Regions from separate parts of the Homo sapiens genome. Here region 2 is linked to region 1. A link is a loop called in an ENCODE intact Hi-C map of the cell type or tissue named here. Cell type or tissue: IMR-90. All regions are shown on one strand. Links, peaks and the distances in the headings refer to the core of each region. The heading gives the core; the rest is flanking DNA. Region 1 overlaps ZNF362 (zinc finger protein 362). Region 2 overlaps AZIN2 (antizyme inhibitor 2).

Evidence for each region. Hi-C counts contacts between places; a loop is a spot of excess contacts. Peaks named below come from ENCODE experiments on the same cell type or tissue, not always from the same donor. Only the 100,000 strongest peaks of a DNase experiment are listed, where the experiment ranks them.
Region 2: a loop joins it to region 1, with 2.9 times the contacts of the local background. A loop is called at or near these places in 14 of 110 quality-filtered maps.

What each region holds. Positions count from the first base shown.
Region 1 is chr1:33,280,397-33,288,732 of GRCh38, reverse strand. It overlaps ZNF362 (zinc finger protein 362), which reads right to left. Exons shown (of 9, transcript NM_152493.3): 5 at 8,276-8,336; 6 at 6,922-7,146. Among named protein-coding and RNA genes, the nearest start is that of ZNF362, 28 kb to the right of the region's middle. In IMR-90, for the core only: no CTCF peak of the experiment used is centred there; no DNase peak of the experiment used is centred there.
Region 2 is chr1:33,096,291-33,104,626 of GRCh38, reverse strand. AZIN2 (antizyme inhibitor 2) reads right to left here. Exons shown (of 12, transcript NM_052998.4): 9 at 7,758-7,920; 10 at 6,448-6,560. Among named protein-coding and RNA genes, the nearest start is that of AZIN2, 19 kb to the right of the region's middle. RefSeq lists an enhancer at 4,989-5,058. In IMR-90, for the core only: a CTCF peak has its summit at 4,808; DNase peaks (open chromatin) are centred at 5,056, 7,256 and 8,076; H3K27ac peaks cover 4,871 bases.

The sequences.
Region 1 (8,336 bases), core at 135-8,134:
TCGCTCTATCGCCGAGGCTGGAGTGCAGTGGCACAATCTCAGCTCACTGCAACCTCCGCCTCCCCAGTTCAGCGATTATCCTGCCTCAGCCTCCCAAGTAGCTGGGACTACAGGCCTGTGCCACTGTGCTCGGCTAATTTTTTTGTATTTTTAGTAGACCACCATGGTTCAAGACCACGTCAGCCAGGCTAGTCTCAAACTCCTGACCTCAAGTAATCCACTCACCTCAGCCTCCTAAAGTGCTGGGATTACAGGAATGAGCCACCACCGCACCCGGCTGGTGGTCACTCCTCTTTAGGCAGCACAAGGAAGCTGAGCTGAAGCTAGTGGCCCTGGACTACCCCACTTCACCCCCCACTGTCCCAGTCCCACCCAGGGGCTCCAAAGACTTGCTCTTCTCTCTTGCCTGGCACTGCCATCCCCAAGTGCTTCTTCTGCAGCCTGATGCCCCAGCCCTTCCTTCTTTCTGAACTGGGCTGCTTCTTGGTGCTCTGCACTCAAATCTTGCTTCTGCCACCTCTTAGCCGGGTAACCTGGGGCAGGTGACTCTGCCTCCCTCAGCCTCAGTTTCCCCCTCTCTAAAATGGGGATAATAGACTATAAGAATTTAATGGGTGTTCATAAAATATTTTTGCAGTGTTAGTTTTTAATACATTAATTTCTATTTAAGTTAAGCAACTTATGAAAACAGAGGAAACGTATTCAATGTTTCAATAAAATTATTAAGGATTCATGAATTATCACTTTTATTTCTCAGCCATGATATGGCTTTTGGCATGTCGTGTTTTTTAACTAAAACAATGGTCATAGATATATGAAGGTTAAACATTCCTTGAGAGGATTCCCCCTCTGTGGCATTTTTCAAATTCATTATCTCTTATGAAGAAATAACAAATTCACACTGTACAGGGATTTTATGGACACCTTGTATATTAAAACACCTTAAGCAGGACCTGGCACACAGAAGTTCTTTAATAAGGAATAGTTGTCGTTGTTATTAGCATTATTATCAGACTTGAAAAAACTAAAAGGACACTTTCCCCTGCTGCAATGATCATTAGGCATGTACATAACATCACTCTGTCAGGAAAAGAAAAACAAAAACAAAACCCCTTTGCACCCTGAATAAACAGACAAATCCAGAGTCACTCTGTCTAGTTCTAGTTCCACAAATAGATAAAACTTTCAGCCATTTCCTATAACTTAACTTCCTCCCAAAACAATGGTTGGTTTGTTTGTTGTTTGTTTGTTTAGATAGGATCTCTGTCACCCAGGCTGCAGTGCAGTGGCGTGATCTCAGCTCACTGCAGCCTCTACCTCCTGGGTTCAAGGAATCCTCCCACCTCAGTCTCCTGAGTAGCTGGAGCTACAACACATGCTACCACACTCGGCTAACTTTTTAATTTTCTGTAGAGATGGGTCTCAACATGTTGCCCAGGCCAGTCTCAGACTCCTGGTCTCAAGCCCTGACTCCCACACTGTGATATCTGCAGGTACAGACGACCCTTACACATACACTAACTGCACGAGACAATGCTGGTTTTCTACCATGAACAGACTAACAAGAACAGAAAATGTTCTATTTTCTCTATAAATCCATGTGGTGTTTATTATGTAGAGGGCTGATCCTTCTGAAGCCTGGACTTGTTCAACACTTTGCAAGTCCCTCACTTTGCTTGTGCCTTCCTTTCACGCTGCAGGCCAATTAAGATGCTCCAACGCCACTCAACCGCCTCACTCCGACCATGCTCCCAAGCACAACCTTCTCAACTCCCAGGGTGGATCTTGCTTGCCCTCTTGCTAACTCTACCTCTATTGCTTGACCGGGGCTGGCTCTGTTTTGGACATGACCTTCTTTTATGCCCTTCATTAGTGGCTGTAACATTGGGAAGATGGATTTGATTATATGATCTGATGCCTGGTTCTCTGCCAAGGGACAAATAAGTAGGAAAGGGCCTCCGTCAAATAGCAGAGGACAAGGAATCTGGAATCTGGTTGTTTCTTCAGCTTTGGCTTTGTTTGTTTGTTTGTCTAAAGAATCCTGGGAGTTCTGGGCATGTGGGACACTCGCCTCTTTGCCACTGAGTTAGGACATATCAGTTTAATTATATGTGCAAGCGTCTAGTGACTTATAAACTGTCTTCCAAATGTTGATAGAATCCTCTTTTGTTGTTTGTTTGGTTTCCTGCCATTATGAACTCAAATTAGTCCAAAAGAGAGAGAGAGAGGGAAAAAAAAAATTGTGCCCTCAGGAATGGAGAATAATCCCTGAGTCAAAGAACATTCTGGCAAAATATTCTCCTCTCCTTCAAAGGCCTGTTAATTTTTTGTTGCTTTTTTTTTGGTCATGTTCTCAAATAATATTTTTAAACAAAGTCTACTTCTTGGAAAAAAAAAACAGAATTCTTCATCATTATTATCACTTGCTCTTGTGTTTATTAGCTTGCCTGTTCTGTCAACTTTGTGCTGTCGCCTTTCTCAGATCCAGGTCCCCACTCAGAAAGATAAAATTGTCAAGGTGCAAATGCAAATACAATTGCTCTTGGCATTTCCAGACGGCTGCTGGGCAACACCAAAGATTTGCTCCCTTGTTTTACAAAAGGAGGGATGCTTACAATGATTGGGTTTTGTATTCTTCTTTTTTTGTTGTTTTTTGTTTTTTTGTTTTTTGAGACAGGGTCTTGCTCTGTCACCCAGGCTGGAGTGCAGTGGTGCGATCTCAGCTCACCGCAACCTCCGCCTCCCAGGTTCAAATGATTCTCCTGCCTTGGCCTCCTAAGTAGCTGGAATTACAGGCACCCGCCACCACACCTGGCTAATTTTTGTATTTTTAGTAAAGACAGGGTTTCACCATGTTGACCAGGCTGGTCTCAAACTCCTGACCTCAAGTGATTCACCCACCTTGGCCTCCCAAAGTGCTGTGATTACAGGCGTGAGCCATGGCACCCGGCCTATGTATTCTCCATGGTTTTAATTAGCCAAACACTAGAGTGACAGCTGCCCTACAAAGTTTGTAGCGTAAGAAAGTTGGCAAATAAAAAGAGAAACTCAACCTCCCTGGGTTAATTTTATACATACATAAACATATAATATGTATAACATATAATATGTTCTTGTGCACTTTTTAAGATGGACCAAAAAAACCTAATCTAATGCACAGAGGCTGGCATAACAAGCATCAACAAAGACATTTCTTTAAGAAGATTTTGTCTCTAGATTTAGAATGCCCTAAACAATTAGTGATAATGCTTTATGGGATTAAAAGACCCTGAAGATGGGCCAGTGCGCTTGCTGCCAATAACATTTTTTTGTTGTTGGTGAGATGGGGTCTTGCTCTGTCACCCAGGCTGCAGTGCAGTGGCATGATCTCGGCTCACTGCAACCTCTGCCTCCCGGGTTCAAGTGATTCTCCTGTCTCAGCCTCCCGAGTAGATGGGACTACAGGCATGCACCACCACACTCGGCTAATTTTTGTACTTTTAGTAGAGACGGAGTTTGACCATGTTGGCCAGGTTGGTCTCGAACTCCTGACCTCAAGTGATCCACCTGTCTCAGCTTCCCAAAGTGTTGGGATTACAGGGGTGAGCCACCGTGCCAGCCTACCATGTTTTTAATTTGAAAAATTGATCATGATTATACCTTAATAGAGGACTCCATTGTCCTCCATTGTGATATTGTTGATTATTACAATTAACTAAGCAGAATCATTTGTTCTAGTCAACAGGTCTGATTTTTACCCTCACACTTGCTTAATTAAAGGCCTCTGCTTTGAGCTAGAAAAGACAAATGCATACAGGCTGCCACGTTGACATCCTCTTCTTGACCAGACACTGCCAGAGGCCAAGGTAGGCTCCAAGAGTCCTTGCTCCAGAAGTAGATAACTTTGAAAGCAGGCTAACTAACCCAGGATCAGAGGAACAGGAATTTTTCCCCAGGACTGGATGAAACTGATTTCACCCTTAATGTTCTAATTTTCTAAAGGTCTTTTTTTTTCTTTATTACTGTCGCTAATCCTCAATTTAGGAGGCTGTATTCAATAAACTGGAATAAAATATTCCTAAAATGGTGCCTTCTTCCTTCTTCCAACTAACTCTTCAGAATTCTGGGGGTGAGGGTGGGAGGGGGACTATAAAAACCTAACATAGATATGAAATAATAAATCATCAAGGAAATGTTCAAATAATCATTCTATTGAAAACAACAAATGTAATTGGCCTTATCTACAAAACTACTAGGAATAATAGCTAAAAACTCTTCAAAGTACCTTTGCTGAGACCCTTTTCTTTTACGATCATTAGTTCTGTAAACAGGATCTGTAAGAATCTGTCCTCCTTCCTAACAGGATATAATTGGGTAAATCAAATTTGTAACCATGGCTGTGCCAGAAATGTCACAGTTAAAGACAAATTTCATTTAATTAGGCATGACAAGCCTGAGAGTAAGAAACAAGGACTGCACTTCAAAAGTGGGAATGAGGCCTCCCCGGGCCTCCAGGAAACCGGACTGGACCTGCTTATGGCTTGTGGAATTTCAGCCTTTAAGGTTATAAAAAGACATCAATCTCTGCTTGTTCAGAAACACTGACAAACGAAGATTCTCCAAAAAAAGGGTAACCGCCACATTACACGTTGTATAGGCACAATCTGGCAGAGGTGAATTGGATGGTTCTAGGTTCCTGATCTCTAATAATATAAAATTTTTTCACATACATACACACATACACAATTCTGGCCTGGAGGCCTTACAAAGTCTCCTAACAGAGTTAACTCTCAAGCTTTTCTATCAAATGCTCTTTAAGAACCATACAACTGGGAGGACTTTATCAATCAACACCTTGTTACATACATCTCTGTACATAAACCTGGCCAAATTTTTTAAAAATCAAAGTAGCAACAAAATCAGAAAATTGCTGAAACTAACTTACATGGTCAGACTTGTGCCTTGGGAGGCATGGTAACGAGAAAACAGACTGACACCTGGCCCTGCTGCCATTGTACCATTTTATTCTTTTATTATTTTTTTTCTTTTGAGACAGGGTCTCACTCTGTCCCCCAGGCTGGAGTGCAGTGGTGTGACATCAGCTCACTGAAGCCTCGACCTCCTGAGTTCAAGCAATCGATCCTCCCACCTCAGCCTCCCAAGTAGCCGGGACTACAGGCATGCACCATTACTCCCAGCTAATTTTGTATTTTTCTGTAGCAATGGGGTTTTGCCATGTTGCTGGTCTCGAACTCCTGAGTTCAAGTGATCAACCCATCTCAGCCTCCCAAAGTGCTAGAATTACAGGCATGAGCCACTGAGCCCAGCCTGCCATTTGATTCTTACTATCATACCCACATATCATGTCCCAAAGTCAGAGAAATAGACAAGGTAAAACATCTTGCACCCAGGGATAAAGGATTCAAAGACAATGGAGATAAACGAATAAATGACAAAAACAAAAAAAGCAAATAAAAAATAGAGCCCTTCTCATGGTGGCACACGCCTGTAATCCCAGCTACTTGGGAAGCTGAGGAGGCAGAGGTTGCAGTGATCCGAGATCATGACACTGCACTCCAGCCTGGGCAATAGAGTGAGACTCTGTCTCAAAAAAATAGAGCCCTTCTGTATAGTATTAGTCCTCAAAACAGAAAAAACCTTGAATTCTTTCTGTAAATTACAAACTCCACAACAAAAACCAGTTTTATCCCTGACTTTTACAATGCTGATATTGGCAAACACGTGACAATGCTCACACAGATGATCATCGTCATGTGAGAAAACGGTGCTGCTTCCCCTCTGAACAGAGGGACTGCAATCTTGGTAATCTTTGGCTTGTTTTTAAAAATACCAATGGTATTTTTATTTGGTGAGCCAGTCTTTCTGATGTCTATACCCTCCTGCACAAACTTTTTTTTTTTTTTTTCTCTTGAGACAGAGTTTCACTCTTGTCATCCAGGCTGGAGTGCAATGGCGCAATCTCGGCTCACTGCAGCCTCCATCTCCTGGGTTCAAGCGAGTCTCCTGCCTAAGCCTCCCAAGTAGCTGGGATTACAGACGCCCACCACCACACCCAGCTAATTTTTGTATTTTTAGTAGAGATGGGGTTTCGCCACGTTGGCCAGGCTGGTCATGAACTCCTGACCTCAGGTGATCCACCCGCCTCAGCCTCCTAAAGTGCTGGGATTACAGGTGTGAGCCACCGCACCCAGCCACAAATTTTTCTTAAAGCATTTATAGCTTTGAGTCTCCCTTTCACACACTCAACTAGACTGTATGCCCCACGAAGGCAGAGATTTTCGTCTGTTTTCTTCCTTGCTGTATCCTCAACATCTAGAATAGTGTCTGGCATAGAGTAAAAGTTTCTATAAGTATTTGTTAAATGGATGAATCATATGCTCTGTAAAAACCAGTTATATTTATTCCAAAATATTTAATAATTGCTTATTTTGTGCCACAAACTGGGGATATGGAAATGGAGGAGACTGAGCTCTTGCCTTCAAGAACTCCCAGTAGATTGAGTGAGGTGGGCAGATAAAGAGACACGGGCGTGACAGCCTACCACTGCTATGATGGACATGCACAGAGCCCTGTGGGGACACAGAGGTCGGGTCCCTCACCCAGCTAGAGCAATCAGGGAGGGCTTCCTGGAGGAAGCTAGACTGAGAGAGGACAAGGGGATGGCCAGAGAAACAGGGAAAAGCGGGAGAGGGGTGTCTCTCTGGTAAAGGACACAGCATGTGCAAAGACCTAGAGATGAGAAACAGTGGGGACGGGGTGCAGTAACAACAGCTGAGGCCAGTGAGGTCCACAAGGGCCGTGACCCCGAGGGCAATGGGCACCTGGAGAAGGTCCTTGCCCCTCCTTGCACTGGCTCCATGTGCCAGGCCACGGGTGCTGAGCTGAGTCGGGCTGCAGCAGGGCAGCAGGCAGGCCACTCACCTGGTGTGCTGCTGGAGGTGGGAGAGCTGCCGGAAGGACTTATCACAGTAGGAGCAGTGGTAGGGCTTGACGCCCAGGTGGATGCGCAGGTGCTGGGCCAGGTAGGAGGCGTTGGCAAAGGACTTGGAGCAGTGCGGGCACTTGTGGGGCTTGGCCTCTGTGTGCGACTTGGAGTGGATCTGCATCTCTGACTTGGTGAAAAAGGTCAGTGGGCATACCTTACACCTGCGGAGCAAGAGACAGGTTCACGTGGGAAGATCCCCCAGACTGTCCATCTCAGGGGAGGCCTTCTACATCAGAGAGACCTTGCACCTGGGACAGGTCTTTCCTGTGATGAGCCCAAGAAGCACAGGACCACCTGGGAAAGACAGGGGACAGTCTCCCAGCCTGGGCACCCTTAAATCTGGAGGAGGAAGCTCTTGCCTGGGGGAACATTACAGAGCCTGGAGCATAGGTTACACCTCATAGGGAAGACAGGCCTGATCCTGGTGAGGGTTTGCCCAGGGCTATATCCCACGGTTCTGGGCAGGAGGCGCTACCACGTGAAGTAGTTCTCAACCAGGCTGCTCATTAGAATCATCTGGGGAGCGTCTAAGAAATACCAACGCCTGCCCCACCCTCCATACTTTCCATCCTCAGAAAATTAACTCAGAATTCCTGGAGATGCAGCCCTGGCATCCGCATTTTCTGAAAGCTCTTCAGGTGATTCTTTAAAATTGTTGTTGTTGTTGTTGTTGTTGTTTGAGACAGAGTCTCACCCTGTCACCCAGGTTGGAGTGCAGTGGCCCGACCTCGGCTCACTGCAGCCTCTGCCTCCCAAGTTCGAGTTATTCTCTTGCCTCAGCCTCCTGAGTAGCTAGGATTACAGGGGCGCACCACCATGCCCGGCTAACTTTTGTATTTTTTGTAGAGACGAGGTTTCACCATGCTGGCCAGGCTGGTCTCAAACTCCTGACCGCAGGTGATCCACCCGCCTTGGCCTCCCAAAGCGCTGGGATTACAGGGATGAGCCATTGTGCACGGCCTCTTCAGGTGATTCTAAGGTGGCCAGGGTTGAGAACACTGCTTAAAGGGAGGAGGAAACCGACTCTCACAACCCCAGGCTGTGGGGGTGGCTGCCAGCCACAGACCACACCTAAGGGTCCAAGCCTCTATTCCCCTCCCCAGCAGCCCTCCCCGAACTGGGACTTGGGATGTGGGTGGGGCTCTCCAGAAGGCCCCGCCCCTCTGGACCCTAGCCCTGCCCCTCAGCCCTAAGGGTCCTGTTTCAGCCCCGCTGCTGGGCTCCTGGAGCAGCCCTGGCTCAAGCCCCAGCCCCAAGCCCACTCGGACCCCATCCCGCCAAGACCCCCACCTGTACGTCTTGCCCTCCTTGGCAGTCTCGCCCGAGGCCAGGATGGGATAGGGGACTACAA
Region 2 (8,336 bases), core at 116-8,115, 180 kb after region 1:
TTAGTGAATCATTTTATTTTACTATTTGTGTTAAATTTTTTCTAATAAACATTCTATTTCTATAAGACTATATATATATATATGTAATAAAGATAATCTATAACAGCAGAGCACAAAAGAAAGTAACAGATTTCCTTCCTATTAATTACAGCAAACTTAGTTAAAACAAAATAGTGTGTCAAAACTTCTATGAAAGAATAACAAAGAATTACAAAACTAAAACAATAAACCAATAGAGTGAAAAAATATTTGTATCAAACATCATATTAAATACATGCACACATGCATATGCAAGCTCATTTCTATGTGCAAGAAAAAACTTCAAGACCTCCCAAATTAAGTGAACAGAGGATATAAAAAGACATTGACATCAAAATAAATAAAACAATAAACAAAAACAAAATGGTTTATCCTTGTCAAAGACATAGAAATGAAAGAAACAATGGCCGGGTACAGTGGCTCATGCCTGTAATCAAAGCACTTTGGGAGGCCGAGGCGGGCAGATCACTTGAGGTCAGGAGTTCAAGACCAACCTGACCAACATGGTGAAATGCCGTCTCTACTAAAAATACAGAAATTAGCCAGGCATAGTGACGGGCGCCTGTAATCCCAGCTACTCGGGAAGCTGAGGCAGCAGAATCACTTGAACCCGGGAGGCAGAGGTTGCAGTGAGCCAAGACTGTAGCACTGCACTCCAGCCTGGGTGACAGAGTGAGACTCCATCTCAAAAAAAAAAAAAAAGATCTATTTAATTCCAACATATACTGAACCTACTGTATGCCAAGTTCCGTACTAGGGAAACAGATATGAACAGATGTGAGACCCTCAAGGGTCTCACAGTTTATTGAATGATTGATTCATCCATTCACAATTCATTCAACAGATATTTAGTGAGCACCTACTATATGCCAGGCACTGTGTCTGGTGCTGGGAACTCAGAGGAAACTAACTGGACAACGTGGCTGCCCTCATAGAGCCTACCTGCTAATGGAGAAGACAGACTATAGGCAAGTAAACAAAAACAAGATAATTAACAGATTACGATGGGTTGTGAAGAAAATAAGCAGGGTATCAAAATTATCTGACTAGGGGAGGTGAGCCTACTTTAGAGAGGGCAGTCAGGAAAGGCCTCCCTGACAAGGTGACATCTGAGCTGAGACATAAGAAAGAGAATACAGCAGCTGTCTCAGGGGTGAGTGGAAGAGCATTCTGGGCGAGCGAATGCAAAGGCCCTGAGAGCAGAAACAACTTAGGTGTTACAAAAACAGAAAGGAGAGGAATGGGACTGGAGCAGGTAAGTGGAGCTGAAAACAGGGACAGGAGTGAGGGCAGAGGTGCCTGGGAAGATGGCAGGAGCCTTGCTCGTTGTGGTAAGGAGTCTAGGTTTTATTCTGAGAGCAATGGGAAGCCACAGATGGTGTTAAGCAGAGGAGGGGCATAATCTTTGGGATTTTAAAAGATCATTCTGTCTGCAGCGTGGAAAATGGGTGGTAAGCAGGTAGTAGTATGGGGGTGGAAAACCAGTTAATGGCTACTGCAGTAGCTCAAGCAGGAGGCAATGGTGGCTTGCATTAGGGTGGCGACAGAGGAAGAATTCACTGAAACCAAAATGTATTTTGGAACTACACTCAAGAATTGCAGGTGGACTGCATGTGGAAGGAGAGGGAAAGCAAAAATCAAGAATAATGCCAACTTTTTTAGCTTCAGCAGTTGGCTAGTGGCAGTGCTATTTAGTGAGAGAAGTTTGGGGTTGGAAATCAAGAGTTCAGTTCTGAACAAGTTAAACTTGAGATGTCTGTGAAATCCCAGTAGGAATCTCAAGCGGGTAGTTGGATGTGCAAGTCTGGAGCTCAGGGGTGTGATCCAGGATAGAGATAGAAATTTGGGAGTGATGATAGTATGGAAGATACTAAGAGCCTCAGTCTGGAAGCATTTACCTAGGAAGCGCATATAGACAGAGAAGATCAAGGACTGAGGCCTGAGACAGTCAGCACTTAAAGGGTGAGCAGGAGAAGTGCCAAGGAGACAAGGTGAGAACAGCAGAAGAGTAGCCAAGGCCCAGGATGTTGCCACAGAAGCCAGGAGAGGTGAGCATGAAAACAGAGGAGGACCAGCTGCTGGGACAGAAGAGCCATATGGAAGAGCTAGCAGCGTGGAAGTGACTTTCAAGAGCATCTTCCATGGCATCATGGAACAGGTACCTGACTGGAGAGGTTGGAAGGGCTAAGGGAGCTGAGTGAGCAGGGGCAGTGGGTACAGACCACTCGGTGGAGAAATTCAGACATGAAGGGGAACACCAACTTACAAAGTCCCTGGAAGAAGTTCCGGGAAACACATTTGGCCAGTAAATATACAAAGAGACATCCAGCTTTGCTAGTGATGAGGGAAATGCAAATCAAGACACAATGAGATATCATTTTACATCCATTCCACTGGGAAAATGTTTTCAGTCTGGCAATACTCCATGCTGGAGAAAATGCAGAGCCACCGAGTCTCTTACACACTGCTGGTGGGATTGTCAGTACAACACTTCAGAAAATTGTTTGGCATTTTCTCATGAAGCCAAACATTCACATGCCCTATACCCAGCCATTCCACTCCTTGCTCACTCATCAGAGAGAGGGAAACAAGAATTCACAGCAGCAGTATTCACAGTAGCAAAAACCCAAAGACAGTCCAAATGCCTTGAGAGGAGAATGGACAAATAAACTGCAGCATACTCACCAAAAGAGCGCTACACGGCAATGAAATGAATGGACTCTAGAGACATGTAGCAGGGTGAGTGGTTCTTAGACTGTGATATGAGGGAGAAAAAGCCCAAACAGGTTACATGCATCAAAATACCTTTTTATAAAGCAAAAAAACAAATATAATAAATTATAAATACACTCGAGGAATAGATTTAGATGTGATAAACCTATACTGAAAAAGAAAGCCAGAGAATGATAATGCATGAGTCAAGATAGTGACGACTTTGCATGGAAGGCAATGTAGGTTAAATAATAAGGATGCTTATTACTCTAAAAGGAAAACAAAGACAAGATCTCCCATGGAGTATTTTTATTCCAAAGCTGATTGAGATGCTATTCAAACCTCTAAATCTACCTAATTTCAAAAAAAAAAAAAAAAATACCAGGCAGAGAAACATGTTCAAAAGCACCAAAGGGAAATTCAGGAAATTCACCAATCAGGAAAATCAAGAATGCAGGAAACTCCACAGGAAAAACAACTCAGTTTAAAATTACCAAAGAAAACAAACAAACAAAACAGACTTAAAAAGAGGGTGGGGGCCAGGCACAGTGGTTCATGCCTGTAATCCCAGCACTTTGGGAGGCTGAGGCTGGACAATCGCTTGGGGCTGGGAGTTCTCAACCCGCCTAGACAACACAGGGAGATTGCATCTCTACAAAAAAGAAAAAGAAGAAAAGAGTATGGGGAAACCAATGGGTTAAGAGAGAGACATGGTGCCGGGCCCAGTGGCTCACACCTGTAATCCCAGCACTTTGGGAGGCCGAGCCAGATGGATCACTTGAGGTCAGGAGTTTGAGACCAGCCTGGCCAGCATGGCAAAACCTCATCTCTACTAAAAATACAAAAATTAGCCAGGCATGGTGGCACACACCTGTAATCCCAGCTACTCGGGAGGCTGAGGCAGGAGAGAAGCTTGAACCTAGGAGGCAGAGGTTGCAGTGAGCCGAGATCACACCACTGAACTCTAGCCTAGGCAACAGAGTGAGACTCTGTCTCAAAAAAAAAAGAGAGAGAGAGAGATGGCAACCAAATGCACCATGCAGACCTTCTTTGCCTCCTGATTTCAGCAAGTTAATATAAAAACCATTATGAGACAGTTGGGGATAGCTCAACACCGATGATGGGGGATACTATGGAATTATTCATTTTTTAATTTGATAATGGAATTGTGATTTTTTAAGTTCCTTATTTTTTAGAAACATGTACAGTACTAAAATATGTTTTAAAAGCTCCAATAATATTTGTTCTGTACTTTTCTCATACATGGTTGTAGCTTGTATACTAATCACACACACACACACACACACACACGTGTTTCTATCCAACAGGACTGTACTTCCAAAGCACAGACAATTCCTCTGCAGACCTCAGCACGGTGCTTTGAGTATTGAGAGTACTGCTTTGAGAGTACTGAATTATTTGCTGAATTTATAAAAATAAAAACCAAAAAGAAACACACAAAAAAGGGCCAAGCATGGTGCAATAAGAAGTATATCTTGAGCCAAGGATTATGTTTCATACAACTTTTTTTCTTTTCTTTCTTTTTTTTTTTTTTGAGACAGAGTCTTACTCTGTCGCCCAGGCTGGAGTGCAATGGCACAGTCTTGGATCACTGCAACCTCCGCCTCCCAGGCTCAGGTTACTCTCCTGCCTTAGCCTCCCAAGTAGCTGCGATCACAGGCATGTGCCATCATGCCCGGCTAATTTTTGGATTTTTAGTAGAGACAGGGTTTCACCATGTTGGCTAGACTGGTCTCGAACTCCTGACTTCAGGTATCCAACCACCTCTGCCTCCCAAAGTGCTGAGATTACAGGCTTGAGCCACCACGCCTGGCCTCATACAACTTTTTATACCCAGGTCTAAACACAAAGTCCCTGGGAAGGAAGAGCAGGTATGCAAAGAAAGATGCCAAAACTAATACTTGTAAGGGGACCTTCTTTGGGAAAGAAGGTACGGATACCCCCAGCCAGGCTGAATCCCTCTGACACACACTCCCAGCACCACAGGAGTTAACTTATTATGTGTATTGTCATCTATGCAATGTCTTATTCCACCGCCAGGCTGTGGGCCCCACTCTGGAGGCGCTCACGTGGCCAAACTTGAAAAGCAGTTAAGAGCCTAAAGGAAGAAACCGCAGCATCGTTCAGGGGAGGAACAGCACAGACCACAAAGAGAGTCAAACATCCCAGTGCCCAAGTCAGGAATGCCAACTAGAGATCAGCCAAAGCAAAGATCCCGGTGGGGGGCGTGGCAGTGGGCTGGGACCATCATCTCCTCTTCTGAGGAGCCAATGAAGGGAGTGGAGTGGGTGAGAGCCAGCATGCAACAGGAAGACGAGTACTGGAGAGGCAGAGTAACGGGGACTCAACAGCTGCCCGCTCTGTAAGCTGGCTGGCCTGGTCCCTTCTCAGTGCAGTAGGATGTGGGCTACCACAAGAATGCAGGCAATGCTAGTGCGTCAGAGTAGAGAGCTCAGCATTCCTCAGCACCTTGGGGAGGCCTACTCTGACCAGCAGATGTAACCACATTTAACCATGGAGTGAGGCTCCATCAAGCACATCTAGGGTGCCTGGGTACCTGGAGGAAGGAGGGAGGGAGAGAGGGGTTCCCTAGGCCAGCACAGGGATAAGGGGCAGGAAGAGCCACAAAGTGGAGTTGATTTTCAAGACCCCTCTGACTGACTTTTGAAAAACTGGATAGGTTGGGAAGGGAAGGAAAAACATAATGAGTGCTAGTTAGGCACTTCAAGGCATGCAAGGAAAGTTTCTTTCCAGGAAGAGGGGCTGCACAAAGGTCAAGAGATGGGAAGAGGCCAGGCATGGTGGCTCGTGCCTGTAATCCCAGCACTTTGGGAGGCCAAAGTTGGTGGATGATTTGAGGTCAAGGGTTAGAGACCAGCCTGGACAACATGGTTGAAACCCCGCCTCTACTAAAAATACAAAAATTAGCCAGGCATGGTGGCGGGTGCCTATAGTCCCACCTACTCGGGAGGCTGAGGCAGGAGAATCACTTGAACTCAGGAGGTGGAGGTTGCAGTGAGCCGAGATCACACCACTGCACTCCAGCCTGGTTGACGGAGTAAGACTCCATCTCAAAAAAAAAAAGAGAGAGAGAGATAGGAAGACACAATGGAGAGGGGAAGATAAAATGATGTCTGGTTTTCTTTATCCTCTCAAAGATGCCCATTAAAATTGCTGGAGGCCCTGGGCTGGGTTCCACAGGCTAGGAGGAATGTTTTATGTATTCCTGTTCCCCTGTTATTACAGAAAAACCCACTGTATATGAACTGTTTCTACTTCCAGGAATTTACCACAGAGCTGAAACCTCAACATATATTCACAGTGCTCAAAAAGAGGAAACCAAATAGCCAACCACTAGAGTTAGATTGGTTAAAATACAAAAGCATGTTGTCAAAGATCAGTTAATGGCATGGAAAGAGCTACACCCCATATAAATGGAAAAAGCAGGTTACAAAACAATATGATTCCAATGTCATGAAAAAAGTATAAGGCATTTTTTAAAATATGTAATGCTCAAAGAGTGTGGTGGGATTATGGGTGATAACCTTCGTCATCCTTGTTGTCTATTATCGACAATAAATATGTTTGACTTTTTAAAAATTAGATAAAAACACAACAAATGTTATTGAAATACACACACACAACTGAAAACAGGCCCACGTGGGGTAAGCTCACCTTCTGCAGGATGGGGGTAGGGCAGATGTTGTCAAACAGGACTGAGTTGAAGATCCCATACACGCCCTCATCAAGGTGGTACACGATGGTCTTGGAGGTGGAACCATTTTCCTCTGCAGGAGGGGAGGGTTCAGAGGCAGCACAAGTAGCAATGTGAGGGGGTGGTAGTGGGGCTGACACAACAGTGGGCTCAGTAAGGAAGCAAAATGGCTACCCATTCCTCAACCATGAGGCGAGGCCTACAACAAAAGCCATCAGCAGCCATCCTTCCAATGACATGGGTTCACTGCCGTGTTAGGAACACTCACCCCTGCAGCCAAGCAACCTGCCCAGGATGCACTCCCCTGCTTGCATCTGAGCCCCTAGGTGCCCCAGCAAAGGCAGAAGAGCAGCCCACCCAAACTCAAGACCCCAAAAGGTTAAGCCACTTGCTCAGAGGCACATGATAGGGCAGTGGATGAGCCAGAATGAGAAGCCAGGTCTCTTGATTGGATCAGACGGGACAATCCCCCAGGTCTATAAAGGAAGCCAGAAGAATGCCACACACGAACACAGGACATTCTACCTGGAGCCCACCACCCTTCACATGAATTCTCTCTGGGGAAAAGCGCACAGTCCTGAGGCTCCCCTGCATGAGGGTCCCAGAGCAGAGGGCAAGCCTCAAGATCAGAGTCCCTGACACCTGTCACTCACAGGCTGCTATCCCTGACCTATCTGGAAGGGGAGGGAAGAGCACTGATGTTGGTGATGTGGGCCCAGAAGCGCTGAGTCAGCCTAACCTGAACTTGAATCCCCACACTGCCCCTTATCAGCCATGTGACCTTGGGCTAATGACTCAGCCTCCCCCTGCCTATGTTGTCATCTGTAAAGTGGACTCAAACAAATGTAAGCTGTCATTAATTATTTTCATTATATTATGAGAAGCAGTAGGGTGAGTAGGAGCCTGTATTTTGGAGAGGAGACAGACATGGGGTCAAATGCAGGCTCTTACTAGCTATTAAGCAGTTCACTTGTATTCTCTTTGGTTCTCGGTTTCCTCATCTGTAAAATGGGGTCAACAGAGTATCTATTCTCTCTAAGGTTGTTTTGCTCTCAATCTTCACAAAATATGAACATGCCTAGGAAAAAAGATGCTAAATAAATGTCTTGGGGTGGGGCGACTTGACTGAAAGTTTCCCTAAAGCAAGAACCCATTCATTCTCCAGATTCCCCCATCCTCTGCCACTGGGTCTAAAACCAGATCCTGCTCAGCCAACCACTATCTGAAGCTTCAGGGGAGAACAGGGCTCCACTGCCCACCTGGCACCTACCCTCCCTGCCAGGCTGGTCTAGCAGAACCTCCTTCTTGGCAATGATGCTGACTGCCACAGTGAAGGCCGAGGTCACGTAGTAGCGCCCCAGCTCAGCAAAGATGTCCACGCCACAGCCCTCTGGGAAGTACAGGTCCAAGGCTGAGTTGATCACGGAAGCAATCTGGTAGGAGGAGAATGGGGAGACAATTATGTGTTTGAAATGTGGGCTTTATGCTGAAGACTTGCTACAGCTCCAAGTCTATTTCTTGAAAGCTGCTTTGATTTCCGGAAGAAGGATTTGGCAGCTGCTAAGGCCCCAGCTGATAACTGTGGACAGCTGGCCAAGAAGGTAGGAGGGGGACAGAGCTGGGTAGAGAGCCTCGTGCTTGTGTAAATCACCCTCCTCCATGGCCCCACAATGGGAAGGAGTCCTCTTCATATCACACTTGGTACTCAGATTCCAGAAGCCCTGATGTGGATCTTTCTTTCATAAATAACCAGTTTGTTAAATACAGTTGACCCTTAAACAACACAGGTTTGAACCGTGTGGGTCCACTTATGCATGGATTTTCTTCTGCCTCTGCCACCCTGAGACAG